Linked DNA regions of Homo sapiens: regions 1 and 3 are each linked to region 2. The links are chromatin contacts, found by Hi-C or POLR2A ChIA-PET in ENCODE. All regions are on one chromosome and are shown on one strand. The core of a region is the stretch at or near the end of the contact, and the rest is flanking DNA. Distances in the headings are between cores, read along the strand shown.

Evidence for each region. Hi-C counts contacts between places; a loop is a spot of excess contacts on that map. ChIA-PET counts read pairs that join two places held with the same protein, here RNA polymerase II (POLR2A). Pooled maps may share reads with other maps.
Region 1: a map of ovary shows a loop between it and region 2 (17-fold over the local background). The contact joins the promoter of SYMPK here to the promoter of ODAD1 in region 2. A Hi-C loop is called at or near these places in 1 of 168 maps with a recorded cell type or tissue (ovary) and 5 of 50 pooled maps. POLR2A ChIA-PET finds 5 or more read pairs at or near these places in 1 of 52 experiments (activated T-cell).
Region 3: a loop to region 2 is called in a map of transverse colon, with 7 times the contacts of the local background. The contact joins the promoter of IRF2BP1 here to the promoter of ODAD1 in region 2. A Hi-C loop is called at or near these places in 1 of 168 maps with a recorded cell type or tissue (transverse colon), 1 of 37 single-sample maps with no recorded cell type and 6 of 50 pooled maps.

Annotation. Positions count from the first base shown.
Region 1 is chr19:45,860,500-45,864,697 of GRCh38, reverse strand. SYMPK (symplekin scaffold protein) reads left to right here and starts at 1,551. Exons shown (of 27, transcript NM_004819.3): 1 at 1,551-1,640. FOXA3 (forkhead box A3) reads right to left here and starts at 372. Exons shown (of 2, transcript NM_004497.3): 1 at 173-372. The coding sequence starts at 241. RefSeq lists a silencer at 177-586 and enhancers at 1,227-1,636, 1,888-2,526.
Region 2 is chr19:48,320,642-48,325,104 of GRCh38, reverse strand. It overlaps ODAD1 (outer dynein arm docking complex subunit 1), which reads left to right and starts at 3,134. Exons shown (of 16, transcript NM_001364171.2): 1 at 3,134-3,427; 2 at 4,294-4,333. It overlaps LOC124904735 (a long non-coding RNA gene), which reads right to left and starts at 3,637. Exons shown (of 2, transcript XR_007067284.1): 1 at 3,128-3,637; 2 at 1,583-2,315. RefSeq lists silencers at 307-538, 2,870-3,159, 3,630-3,749 and enhancers at 2,630-2,689, 2,700-2,759, 2,979-3,273, 3,280-3,519.
Region 3 is chr19:45,883,973-45,888,162 of GRCh38, reverse strand. IRF2BP1 (interferon regulatory factor 2 binding protein 1) reads left to right here and starts at 2,022. Exons shown (of 1, transcript NM_015649.3): 1 at 2,022-4,190. The coding sequence starts at 2,389. The coding sequence ends at 4,143. RefSeq lists enhancers at 1,198-1,247, 1,308-1,547, 1,698-1,847, 4,057-4,190 and silencers at 2,008-2,487, 2,528-2,767.

The sequences.
Region 1 (4,198 bases), core at 302-2,801, 2.5 Mb after region 2:
GCCTCGTCCCCGGTCCCCGACTTCCACACCTGGTCTCCGTGTTCCCAGTTCCTCAGCTGCCCAAGTAGACGCCTTTGCCTCCATTTGAACCCACAACCAGTCCCTGCTCCATGTGAGCCCACACCCCGATACCTGCCCCCAACTTCCCGCTCCGCCATCCCCGAGGACACACCTCGCCCGCCTCCGGGTAGTAGCTCCACTCGGCCAGGTCATGGGCCTCCATCTTCACTGAGCCCAGCATCCCCCGGGCTTACGCCCCCACCCGCCCCCGCTCCGGCCCCGGGGGAACGGAGCGCTCTGGATCTCTCAGCGGGCACGGCCCGAGCTCCCACCGGCGCCCGCCCGTCCGACCGCCCGGGGTACGGCTGTCCCGAGCGCCGCGGGAGGCGGCCACGCTTTATAGCCGGGACACCCCCGCCCTCGCCCGCCCCGGGCTCCCCTCCCGCCTCCCCGAGGGCGGCGCGCTCGGACTGGGGCGCCCCCTGCGGGATCGCCAGGAGACAGACCTCAGGCGCCGGGGGCCGCAGCCCCAGGACGCGACAGCTGGGGGTGATTCAGGAGTGAGGGAGCTGCCCGCAGCGACGCTGCAGATACCAAGGGCCCCGAGGTCAGAACTCTGGAGCCTTTCTACCTCAGGGGGCTTCATCATCTCGGCAGGAGAGGACGAAGAGCCAGAGCCCTGCATGACCGTGGCGGAAGAAAGGGGAATCAGAACGCTAGGGCCACTATGCGACTACAAGGACCCGTAAAAGGTCCCCGAAATCACATCCCCATTGGACAGACAGGAAGACTGAGGCTTCCGACGGCTAGAAATGCTTAACTTGGCCGGGCGCGGTGGCTCACGCCTGTAATTCCAGCACTGCAGGAGGCCGAGGCGGGCGGACGAATCACTTGAGGTCAGGAGTTTGAGACCAGCCTGGCCAACAGGGTGAAACCCCATCTCTATTAAAAATACAACAACTAGCTAGGCGTGATGGTGCGTGCCTGTTATCCCAGCTATTCGGGAGGCTGAGGCAGGAGAATCGTTTGAACCTAGGAAGCGGAGGTTGCAGTGAGCCGAGATCGCGCCACTGCAGTCCAGCCTGGGAGAGAGAGCGGGACTCCGTTTCCAAAAAAAAAGAAAGAAAGAAAAGAAAAGAAAAAGAAATGCTTCAGACTGTTGAAAGGGTCAAGAACAAAGATGGAGGGGATCGGGGCCTCTCCGCAGACCCCACTAGGGCAACAGACCACCTCCCCTCCAAGACCCAGGAGCTTCGCTGCCCGAACTCCGCACTCTCCAAGACCAGCCAGCCGTCCAGGGACTCAGCACCACTGAGAACTCCATTTCCCAGAATGCTCTAGCTCCCTTTCCGCCCGGTGCCTCCGAAGGGACTACATTTCCCAGAAGGCCTAGCCGGACCCAGAGCCGGAAATGAAGGGTCTGCTCGCCGTAGTATGGAGGCGGGCAGAATGCCGCTCGCACGGGACGAGGCATGGGCGGGGTCGGGCTGTGCTCTGGACTCCATTTCCCGGCGGCCCTGGGTGTGTGGCGCGTGCGCACCGTTCCCGGCGACGAACGGAAGATGGCGGCGGCGGCGGCGGCGGAGTGTAGGAAGAGGCACTGCTGAGGGGGCGCGAGGGGAACGGAGGCCAGAGCTGCGGTGAGCGGGAGGCGGCGTTTGGGCCCGGAGACGAAAGGAGGAGGCTCCTAAAGAAGCAGGGGCTCGGGCGGGGAGGGCATCGCCGTGGGGAGAGGGGAACAGTGGCTTTCGCGACCCATGTTTCTTCCCTTGCTCAGGACCCTTCCTTGGCTCCCTAGTGCCCTCGAGGCAAAGTTCCAACGTGGCCCCCCGGGCGCCACCGCCCCGCAGACCTCGCTTGCTTCGACTCGGCCTCTTTGCTTTTTCCCCCACCTCTAACAGCCGCCCTGGCCTTTCGGTTCCTTAAACTTGCCATGCGCTTTCCCGCTTCGGGGATTTTGCACAGGCTGTCCCTTCTGCCTGCAACATCCTTTTACCCATTCGGCTTGGCTAACTCCCATTTCATCCTTCGGGTCTCGGCACCAACGTCACTTCCTCTGCGAAGCCCTCCTTCCCTGCCCTCCATCCAGAAATCCGCCTGTTAAATGCTTTTGTCGGTCCGTGTTCCTTCATGTCACGTGTGGTCTAATTTGTTATCCGACTCTTATCTGTGTGCTGTTTTATGATGTCTATGACCGTGTGTTCCATGAAGGTAGGGACTAGGTTTGTCTCTGTCGCCACTGTGTTCTCAGCACAGCGCCAATCACGCCGGAGACGCCCAGCTAATGTTCGTTGAAGGAATAAAAGATACTCCTAGAGCCAGTTTGGGGAAACAGGGTAGTCATCAGATTCCTAGGTAGCAGTGGGGCAGGGTACCACTTCTTAACGAGTACATCGAGAGGGAAGGGGAAACAGTGATACTGTTCATCATAGCAAAAGGCTACACGCATCCCAAATGTTCTTAAATAAGAAGATTGGCTGAAAGAAACTATAATACATCCACATAAAAAATACTATGCAACTCTAAAAAGGAATGAGGTAGATAAAAGGAAATGATGAAAATCTCTATACACTGATATAGTGGCCTCCAACATATATTAAGGGAAAACAAGTGAAGTGGAGGTTGGTGTTTATTGTATATGCTTTTTCTTTTTTTTTTTTTTTGAGACAGGGTCTCACTCTGTCGCCCAGGCTGGCACGATCCCAGTTCACTGCAACCTCCACCTCCCTGGTTCAAGTGATTCTCCCACCCCAGCCTCTCGAGTAGCTGGGATTACAAACGTGCCCCACCACACCCAGGTAATTTTTATATTTTTAGTAGAGACGGGGTTTCTCTGTGTTGGCCAGGCTGGTCTTGAACTCCTGACCTCAAGTGATCTGCCCACCTCAGCCTTCCAAAGTGCAGGGATTACAGGCCTGAGCCACCAAACTCGGCCTGTGTAGGCTCCTTTTTTTTTTTTTTGAGACAGAGTCTCACTCTGTCACCCAGGCTGGAGTGCAGTGGCGTGATCTCGGCTCACTGCAACCTCTGCCTTCCAGGTTCAAGCAATTCGCCTGCCTCAGCCTCCCAGGTAGCTGGGATTACAGGCACACCACCACGCCTGGCTAATTTTTGTATTTTTAGTAGAGATGGGGTTTCACCATGTTGGTCAGGCTGGTCTTGAACTCCTGACCTCGTGATCCACCTGCCTCCGCCTCCCGAAGTGCTGGGATTACAGGCGTGAGTCACCGCTCCCGGCCCTGTGTATGCTCTTTTTGTAAATGAAAGGGAAATATGTATATATGGGTTTTTTTATTTTCATTTTTTTTCCTTTTTTTGCATAAAATCTAGCTCCTGCAGGAGAATTTTGTGTATGTGTGTTTAAAAAAGAACAAAACAAAACTGAAAGCATAAACCAAAAAGCAGAAGAAGAATGAAACAGGGTAAAATATTTTGGTTGATCTGAATGTATTATCATGAAAAAAGTGGAAATGTTTATTATGGGGTTTTATTTTATTTTATTTTATTTTTTGAGGCAGAGTCTCATTCTGTCGCCCAGGCTGGAGTGCAGTGGTGTTGGGATTACAGGTGTGAGCCACCATGCCCGGCCTGTTTTTTTTATGTTTTGACTGGGGACGGCATGCCATGCCGGTTGTCTGGTGGCCAGGATCCTTGGCTTACGTAAACAGACCTGGGGGTAAAAAACAATTCCTTTCAGATAAACAGTACTGTAGCATAGTGGTAAGGAAGATATGCAGCCATGCTGCTGACTCTGCCTCTTACAAGCTATATGCCTTTGGTCAGGTCACTTTACCTCCCTGGTCTTCAGTTTCCTCATCTGTAAAATGAAAATTAAAAATACTAACTCCCAGCCTGGGCAACATGGCGAAACCCTTCTCTACAGAAAGTACAAAAATTAAATGGGGATTCGCCTGTAGTCTCAGCTACTTGGGAAAATGAGGTAGGAGGATCGCCTGAGCCCGGGAGGCAGAGATTGCGGTGAGCTGAGATTGCGGCACTGCACTCCAGCTTGGGCAACAGAGTGACACCCTGTCTCAAAAAAACAAAAAATGTAAACCTAACTCATGTATATTAATTCTAATATATACATATTAATTCATTTAAACCTTGGTGTCTGAGGTTTAAATGAGTTAATATGTATATCTTAGAATTGTGCTTAGCACATATTAAGTGTTCTCTCTCTCTCTTTCTCTTTCTC
Region 2 (4,463 bases), core at 1,885-4,384:
CCCTGGGGCCGGATGTCTGCTTTCCCTGATGGAGCTTGGAGCTGGATAGGAGTCTGGGAAAAGAGGCCAGATTTCTGTGGCATGGACTTGAGATTGGGCTGGTGAAGTTGGCCCCGTGGTGGGGGGTCAGAGGATGGGAGATGAAATTTGTGAAACTCGGCAGGGCGTTGTGGCTCACGCCTGTAATCCCAGCACTTTGGGAGGCCGAGACGGGCAGATCATCTGAGGTCAGGAGTTCGAGACCAGCCTGGCCAACATGGTGGAAACCCGTCTCTATCAAAAATACAAAAATTAGCCGGGCGTGGTGGCGGGCGACTGTAATCCCAGCTACTTGGGAGGCTGAGCCATGAGAATCGCTTGAACGCGAGAGGTGGAGGCTGCAGTGAGTTGAGTTTGCACCACTGCCTTCCAACCTGGGGGACAAAGTGAGATTCTGTCGCAAAAAAAAAACAAAACAAAACAAAAAACAAACAAACAAAAAAAAAAACCTTGTGAAACTCTGGAAGCGGGGAGGAAGCGGAAGCTAAGAATCCCAGCGCCATCATTTCCTGGTTCAGTGACCTTGAGCCAATTATTTCACCCACCTGGGCTCCAGTATCTTAGTCTATGTTGAGAGTATAATAATGCTGACAAAATACTAATACTGATAATAATAATTCTGATACTTATGCTGAATGAATAAGGTAATACTGGCACACTCACACACCTAACCTGTTCCTTCCTTCATCAAACATTTATTGAACATGTACTCTGATCTGGGAGTTAATAATGAAAACAGACATGAGCCCTGCTGGTATTATGGAGCTTGTATTCTAGTAGAGGAAGACAGACAAGAGAAAACATCAATGATGAAGATAAATCTCAGATAAGGATAAGTGACTTGAAAAATAAATACAATAGGCTGGACGTGGTGGCTCATGCCTGTAATCTCAGCACTTTGGGAGGCCAAGGCTGGAGGATCACCTGAGGTCGAGAGTTCAAGACCAGCCTGGCCAACATGGTGAAACCCTGTCTCTACTAAAAATACAAAAATTAGCCAGGCATGGTAGTGGGCGCCTGTAACCCAGCTACTCAGGAGGCTGAGACAGGAGAATTGCTTGAACCCGGGAGGCGGAGGTTGCAGTAAGCTGAAATCACGCTACTGCACTCCATCCTGGGTGACAGAGCAAGACTCCATCTTAAAGAAAAAAAAAAATAAAAGAAGAAAAGAAAAATAAATACAATAATAAATCAAACAGAGTGATGGAGATAATGACAGAGTGCAGGGAAGACTACTTGAAACAGGAAAATCAGGGAAGGCCTCTTGGAGGAGGTAACATTTGAGCTGAAGACAGGAGTCATTTGAACGCTGGGGTTGGGGAGTGGTGGGGGGGCGTCGGGGGGAGAGGAAGTGCAAAAGCTCTTAAAGCTTTTGAGAACAAGCTCAGGTTGTTTAGGGAGCAGACAGAAGGGCCAGTGTGGCTGGAGCACAGGGAGACAGAGGGAGTGGTGAGAAGGGAAATCAAAGGGTGCCCTTGAAGACTAGGGGAGGGGCTTGGATTTCATTCTAAGTGCAGTGGAAAGCCATTAGGTTTTAACAGAGTGTAGTACCAAAGATTTTTATTTTTTTTTTGAGATGGAGTCTTGCTCTGTCATCCAGGCTGGAGTGCAGTGGCATGATCTCAGCTCACTGCAACCTCCACCTCCCGGTTCAAGCGATTCTCCTGCCTCAGCCTCCTGAGTAGCTGGGATTACAGGTGCCCGCCACCACGCCCAGCCAATTTTTGTATTTTTAGTAGAGACGGGGGTTTCTCCATGTTGGCCAGGCTGGCCTCGAACTCCTGACCTCCAGTGATCTGCCTGCCTTGGCCTCCCAAAATGATGGGATTACAGGCGTAAGACACTGTGCCTGGCCCCAAAGGTTTACTGTTAACTATTATTATTAATTTTGGGGATATTAAATTAGGGTCGGGGTGATGACTACTATGTACACGAGTCTCTTGGGAGGGGACCAGGTGCCCAGAACTCTGATAAATTGAGAGCAGGGGAATTCAAATCCTGGATCCAGGGAAGGGAACTGGATGATGGGATGTCTGGGTATCTGATGGGCCAGAGCTGGGTTTGGGATAGCTGTTGGTGATTCGGGCTCCCTGAGGGGGTGAGGGATGGACAGTTCAGTGCTTGGCTGGGTACCCCAAGACCTGGAAGCTGGAATACCAGTATAGCACAGACTCTAGAGCCACACTGGTTGGACTCAAAATCCAAGCTGTTTTACTCAATGGCTGTGTAATTTTTGGCAAGTTACTAATAACTTCTCTATGCCTCAGTCTCTTCATCTGAAAAATAGAGATAATAGTAAATACATTATAGGGCAGTTCTTAGGGTAGTGCTAGTCATATCAGGCATTGGGGCTCTGAGTGGAGTCAGTACTGGGGGACCCTGATTCAGGATCTCTAGGAGTTGGGGAAGGGGCAAATTCTTGGGTCCATTGGGTCTCAAGGCTAAAGTTGGGAATCCAAAATGAGGGTCCCTGGGGGAGAATAAGTAGTCTCAAACTTAAGTGCCTGAGAGACAGAAACTGGGGTCCGCACTCAGATCCCTAAGGAAGTTGCAAAGTCTGGGTCACTGAAGGAAAAATTAGGGGCTGGGGAGACATACGTTCCTCTTGGGGAGCAGGAAAAGAGGGCTCCACTTTCTTGAGAGGACTAGGGGGAGCCAGGGGCTAGGAAGATGGAAACTTGAGCCGGGGAGGTGAAAAACACGAGTCTAGGACTCAGAATCAAGTTCCCTGAGTGGGATCGGCGCCAGGCTTGGGTACCCTGGGGATATTAGGGGGGTCCCCGCACTATGGCTATGTAGAAGGGGAAGAATCAAAGGATCTGAGGGTGGCGGCGGGATCTCCCCATCCTGGGCCTCCGAGATTATGAGCTGAGCTGAGCGTACGCAGGCCGCTTCCTCCCACAGGAAACCGCAGGCTTCGGGCACACCCAGCCTGCAGGGAGAGGCGCCCACTGCCCGCCCGCCCGGGGAGGCCCACGTGGGCAGCAGCCGCCGCCGCGGAGGGGGCGTGCCTTACAGAGCGAGTGGGTGTAACCAGAGGGGGCGTGGCCAGAAACCGGGGGGCGGTATGGAGTGCCCGAGGTCTCACCCACTTCCGCCCTCCAGCGCGCGGACGTGGTAGGCGGCCAAGCGTTTTTGGCTGCTTCCCGGGAAGCCGTTGGTCGCGCTTGCGTAGTGAACCGCTGAGGCTGTGTTGAGCGCTCCTTCTCCGCGCAACTCCCGGCTTCGACACCGCCTTCCTTCCTATGAATCCTTAATTTAACGTGGTCACAGTCAGCTTAAGACCGGCACCTCTCGGGCTCCGTCTTGTAGGACCTCGGCCTGGCTTCGAGGGCTTCCATACAGGTCACCGCAGGCTCTTTCAACTCCCGCCGCTTCCAGGCCCGCGGTACTAGTGAGACCTCAGCCTCGACCTCCCCAGGACCATTTCGACCTCCCGCAGGCCTTCAAGGCCTGAGCGCCTCCCGATTAGCCCGCCCTTCACCGCCCTTCCACCGGGCCCCTCGTAAGGCCTTCCAAACGCGACCCTCGAAGCCCGCCCCTTACGGGGAAGCCCCTCCGCTCGCTGTCTGCGAAGCCCCGTCCTGTACTGGTGTCCGTGCCCCTCCCCTCGCCGGCCCCGAAGCCCCGCCCCTCGAAGTTCTTCCCACTCACTCTCCTCACAGGTCTCAGCCCCGCCCATCACAGCTCCCTACGGCACGCCCCTCTCAGGCCTCACAGCCGTGCACCTCTCAGGGCTCCGCAGCACCGCTCCACAGGCCCTCCCGGCTCCGCCCCTTTCAGGACCTCGCCGCCCATCAGTTTTGTTTGTTTGTTTGTTTGTTTTTTGAGACGGAGTCTCGCTCTGTCGCCCAGGCTGGAGTGCAGTGGCGGGATCTCGGCTCACTGCAACCTCCGCCTCCCGGGTTCAAGCGATTCTCCTGCCCCAGCCTCCTGAGTAGCTGGGATTACAGGCACGAGCCGCCATGTCCGGCTAATTTTTTGTACTTTTAGTAGAGACGGGGTTTCACCATGTTGGCCAGGTTGGTCTCGAACTCGTGACCTCAAGTGATGCGCCCGCCTCGGCCTCCCAAAATGCTGGGATTGCAGGCGTGAGCCACCGCGCCTGGCCTTGCCCATCAGTTCTCAGTCCGTGGGAACCCTGCAGGTCTACGCCTCGCATCCTTCTCCGCCCCTCCTCCCATAGTTTCTCCCGCGGCCTCAGTCCCTCCCTGGCCGCTGTCCTCAGTCCTCATTGGTCCCTTATCTCCCCAGTAACCAGACCACAACACTGAACTTGGAGCACCAAGAACAGGTCAGGCCCGTCGGCAGGTAGGGCCCAGGACTCCCCCGACCCTGCCCAACCCCCACTACAGCAGGCCGGGGTTTCCCCCTCTCCTGCGACCAAACAGCCTGGCCTCAGATATCCTGAGAGCCCAGGAGGC
Region 3 (4,190 bases), core at 773-3,272, 2.4 Mb after region 2:
GTCATCACAAATTTTAGTTCATCATTTGAGTAAATTTACTATCTGCCTCCATCACCAGGCTGGGGCTTCTCAGGGGCAAGGCTTAAAGCCTGTCTCAGTCACTGCTATGTCCCCAGCATTGCCCAGCATGGAAGAGGGGTTGAATATTTGAATAACTGTCCAGCTTAAAAACAACTTCCATTTGTGGCACTTATTTTCTGTGCCAGGCACCAAGCTAAGCATTTATATGCATGTTTGCATTCAATCTGAAGGTACCCAAATAAAAGGAGACTGGAGGGGGTCTCCATTTTTTCCAAGAAGTTTAGAAACTGGCCCAAGGCCACAGCTGGTCAGAGGCCAATCCAGTCCACCTGAAGGCTGAATCTGGCCAGAAGCCTTAACTCCCATTAGTGTTTCGTAAATAATAGCCCAAAGGCAACTTTAAGTGACATATTAATGTCCTCTTGAATGAGTCGATAGTTTTCACTAATTTTTTTTAAGGTAACCACAGTACATGAAACCCATGATTGTGAACGTATTACCTAGGATGAGGCAAAAATAGATAAATCTTTTTATTTTTATTTATTTTTTTGAGACAGGATCTTGCTCTGTTGCCCAGGCTGGAGTGCAGTGACGCAATCATGGTTCACTGTAGCCTGTTATCTCCAGGCTCAAGCAATCCTCCCACTTCAGCCTGATAAATCTTTTTTTTAAGGGAGAAAAGTGTTCAAATACAGGTAGTAGACAAAATTGTGAAACCATTTTAAAATTGTGAGGTCTGGGTAACAGAATCAGAGCTGCTGCGGTTCCAGTGGGACGGGAGGAGAAGGGACAAGCAGCCCCTCACTAGACAAAACCAGGGCCAACTGGTACGTCATTCAAATATTTTTGAGCACCTAACACGGACCCAGGCCTAGAGAAAGGGGCTGTTGTGGGTTGGAACCTGGAGACCCGCCTCCGCCCTTCCCCAAAGACAGCCTCGTCCAGTTCCCAATGCCTGGGAAAGAAGAAGGGTCCTCACAGCCTGATTGGGCCTTCCAGGTAGTGAGCGCTCAAGGTTGGGGAAAGGTTGGTCTGGTGTTTGCCCTTCCCCAGCAACTCCCTCCTCTTGCCCGTCACTTCTTAACCCCTTACTCTTCCCTCAAACTGGGGAGCAACAGAAGATAAGGGTCCCCCAAACGCCACGCTCCGAATGCACGTAAAGAGCCCCCAGAAAAGTGGGGGGGCGGGGGGTAGCCGGGAAAGTAGCGTGAATCTGGAAGGCCTCCCCAAACCTCCCAGAGGGCGGAAGTGCGTCACTATGTCCGACCCGCAGTGCATTTTGGGAATTGTAGTGAAGCGGGTGGGGGACGCCGAGCCCCCGATGGTGTAACCCTTTAGAGACCAGAGCGCGCGGGCAGAGCTGGGACAGGGTTAGAGGGCGGCCAGTCGCCCCACTCTTTTAGCAGAGAAACAACTGAGACAAGGCTCTGGCTCGGAAGCCCTTAGTCCTCTCCCTTCTCTGGCTGTGGCGGGCCCCAGAAGCATATATCTAGGATTCCGGGGGGAGGACGAAGTGCCAGGTGGCCACCCCCACCCCCACCTAGTTGCCAGCTTCCCGTCCCTGCTCTGAAGCCAATCAGGGCTTCTCCGCCCCGCCCCAGAAGCTGCTACTTTCCTAATCCGTCATTGGCCCACCTTTGCTGGGCGGGGAAACTGAGGTTCAGAGAGGGCAAGACATTTTGCCTAAAGCTGCACAGCAAATCCGAGCAGAAGTTGGAAGCCCGGAAGCCTGTCCACCCACCCCCACAATTTCTGAATCCGGAGTAGCTCTGATCATTTGTATTGCATCCTCGCCTACCACCTTTGTGTCCCAGCATCTTGCGGCGCGCTGAACTCCGGCCCCACGGAGAAGGTTGTAAGGTTTGCGCCGGCAGAGGCGACAACCCCCCCAGCCCGCGTCTGCCCGCCGTTCCCTTTAAGAGCCGGCCCCGGCGGGACTACGTTTCCCAGAAGGCTTTGCAGGCGTGTTATGTAACTTTCCCTGCGAAGCGGCCTCTGGGGCAGAAGAAGGAGGTGGAGGCGGCGGCGGCCGTTGCAGCGGCGGCGGCGAGAGCGGCGGGAGCCCGAGGCGGCGGCGCTCGCGGCCCATCGTGGGGCCCGAGCTGTGCGCCTCGGCTCGGAGCCCGGACCGGGCGGGGGCGCCGACGTGCCTCAGCCTGCCTTCGCGAGGGAGGCGGGAGTGAGCAGAAAGGCTTAGGGCCCAGGGGGCGGGGAAGGGGGGCCGGGCCTGGATCCGGCGGGGAGGCCGAGCCGGAGGCCGGACCGTGGCTCGCGCTGTCCCCGGGACGCGGATCGAACGTTGGCGGCGCGGATCGCACGTCGGCGGCCGGTGGAACGCGGGAGCTGGGCGGCGCGCGGACTGGGGCCATGGCGTCTGTGCAGGCGTCCCGCCGCCAGTGGTGCTACCTGTGCGACCTGCCCAAGATGCCGTGGGCCATGGTGTGGGACTTCAGCGAGGCCGTGTGTCGCGGCTGCGTGAACTTCGAGGGCGCGGACCGCATCGAACTGCTCATCGATGCCGCCCGCCAGCTCAAGCGCAGCCACGTGCTCCCCGAGGGCCGCTCGCCCGGGCCCCCGGCCCTTAAGCACCCGGCCACCAAGGACCTGGCGGCGGCAGCCGCACAGGGGCCCCAGCTGCCGCCCCCGCAGGCCCAGCCCCAGCCGTCAGGGACCGGCGGCGGCGTGTCGGGCCAGGACCGCTATGACAGGGCCACATCATCAGGCCGCCTCCCCCTGCCCTCGCCCGCCCTGGAGTACACTCTGGGGTCCCGCCTGGCCAATGGGCTGGGCCGTGAGGAGGCCGTGGCTGAGGGGGCGCGAAGGGCCTTGCTTGGCTCCATGCCTGGCTTGATGCCCCCTGGGCTGCTGGCAGCTGCAGTGTCTGGCCTGGGAAGCCGAGGCCTGACGCTGGCACCCGGCTTGAGTCCTGCCCGTCCCCTCTTCGGCTCCGATTTCGAGAAAGAGAAGCAGCAGAGGAATGCGGACTGTCTGGCAGAACTGAACGAGGCCATGCGAGGCCGGGCAGAGGAATGGCACGGGCGCCCCAAAGCAGTGCGGGAACAGCTACTGGCGCTGTCCGCCTGCGCCCCGTTCAATGTGCGCTTCAAGAAGGATCACGGGCTGGTGGGGCGAGTGTTCGCCTTCGATGCTACTGCCCGTCCTCCAGGATACGAGTTCGAGCTGAAGCTCTTCACCGAATACCCCTGTGGTTCCGGCAATGTGTACGCCGGCGTCCTGGCAGTGGCTCGCCAGATGTTCCACGATGCTCTGCGGGAGCCGGGCAAGGCACTGGCTTCTTCGGGCTTCAAGTACCTCGAATATGAACGCCGGCATGGATCAGGAGAATGGCGGCAGCTGGGCGAGCTGCTTACCGACGGCGTCCGCAGCTTCCGCGAGCCAGCTCCCGCGGAGGCCCTGCCCCAGCAGTACCCAGAGCCGGCCCCTGCGGCTCTCTGTGGCCCACCCCCGCGAGCCCCATCCCGGAACCTGGCGCCCACGCCGCGCCGTCGCAAGGCATCCCCCGAGCCGGAGGGCGAGGCGGCTGGGAAGATGACCACCGAGGAGCAGCAGCAACGGCACTGGGTGGCACCCGGCGGCCCGTACTCCGCTGAGACCCCTGGTGTGCCCTCGCCCATTGCCGCCCTGAAGAATGTGGCCGAAGCCCTGGGCCACTCACCCAAGGACCCTGGCGGAGGCGGGGGGCCTGTGCGTGCAGGGGGCGCCAGCCCTGCAGCCTCCTCCACGGCCCAGCCGCCAACCCAGCATCGCCTTGTGGCCCGCAACGGCGAAGCAGAAGTCAGTCCCACAGCGGGGGCCGAAGCTGTCAGCGGGGGTGGCAGCGGCACTGGGGCGACCCCTGGGGCCCCCCTGTGCTGTACCCTGTGCAGGGAGCGGCTAGAAGACACCCACTTCGTCCAGTGCCCCTCGGTGCCCGGACACAAGTTCTGCTTTCCCTGCTCCCGGGAGTTCATCAAGGCGCAGGGCCCGGCCGGGGAGGTGTACTGCCCGAGCGGAGACAAGTGCCCGCTGGTCGGCTCCTCCGTGCCCTGGGCCTTCATGCAGGGCGAGATCGCCACCATCCTTGCTGGAGACATCAAAGTTAAGAAAGAACGGGACCCCTAGGCTACCACTGCCTCCAGGCTACTGCCCTCTGCCCCTTTGCCACCCAC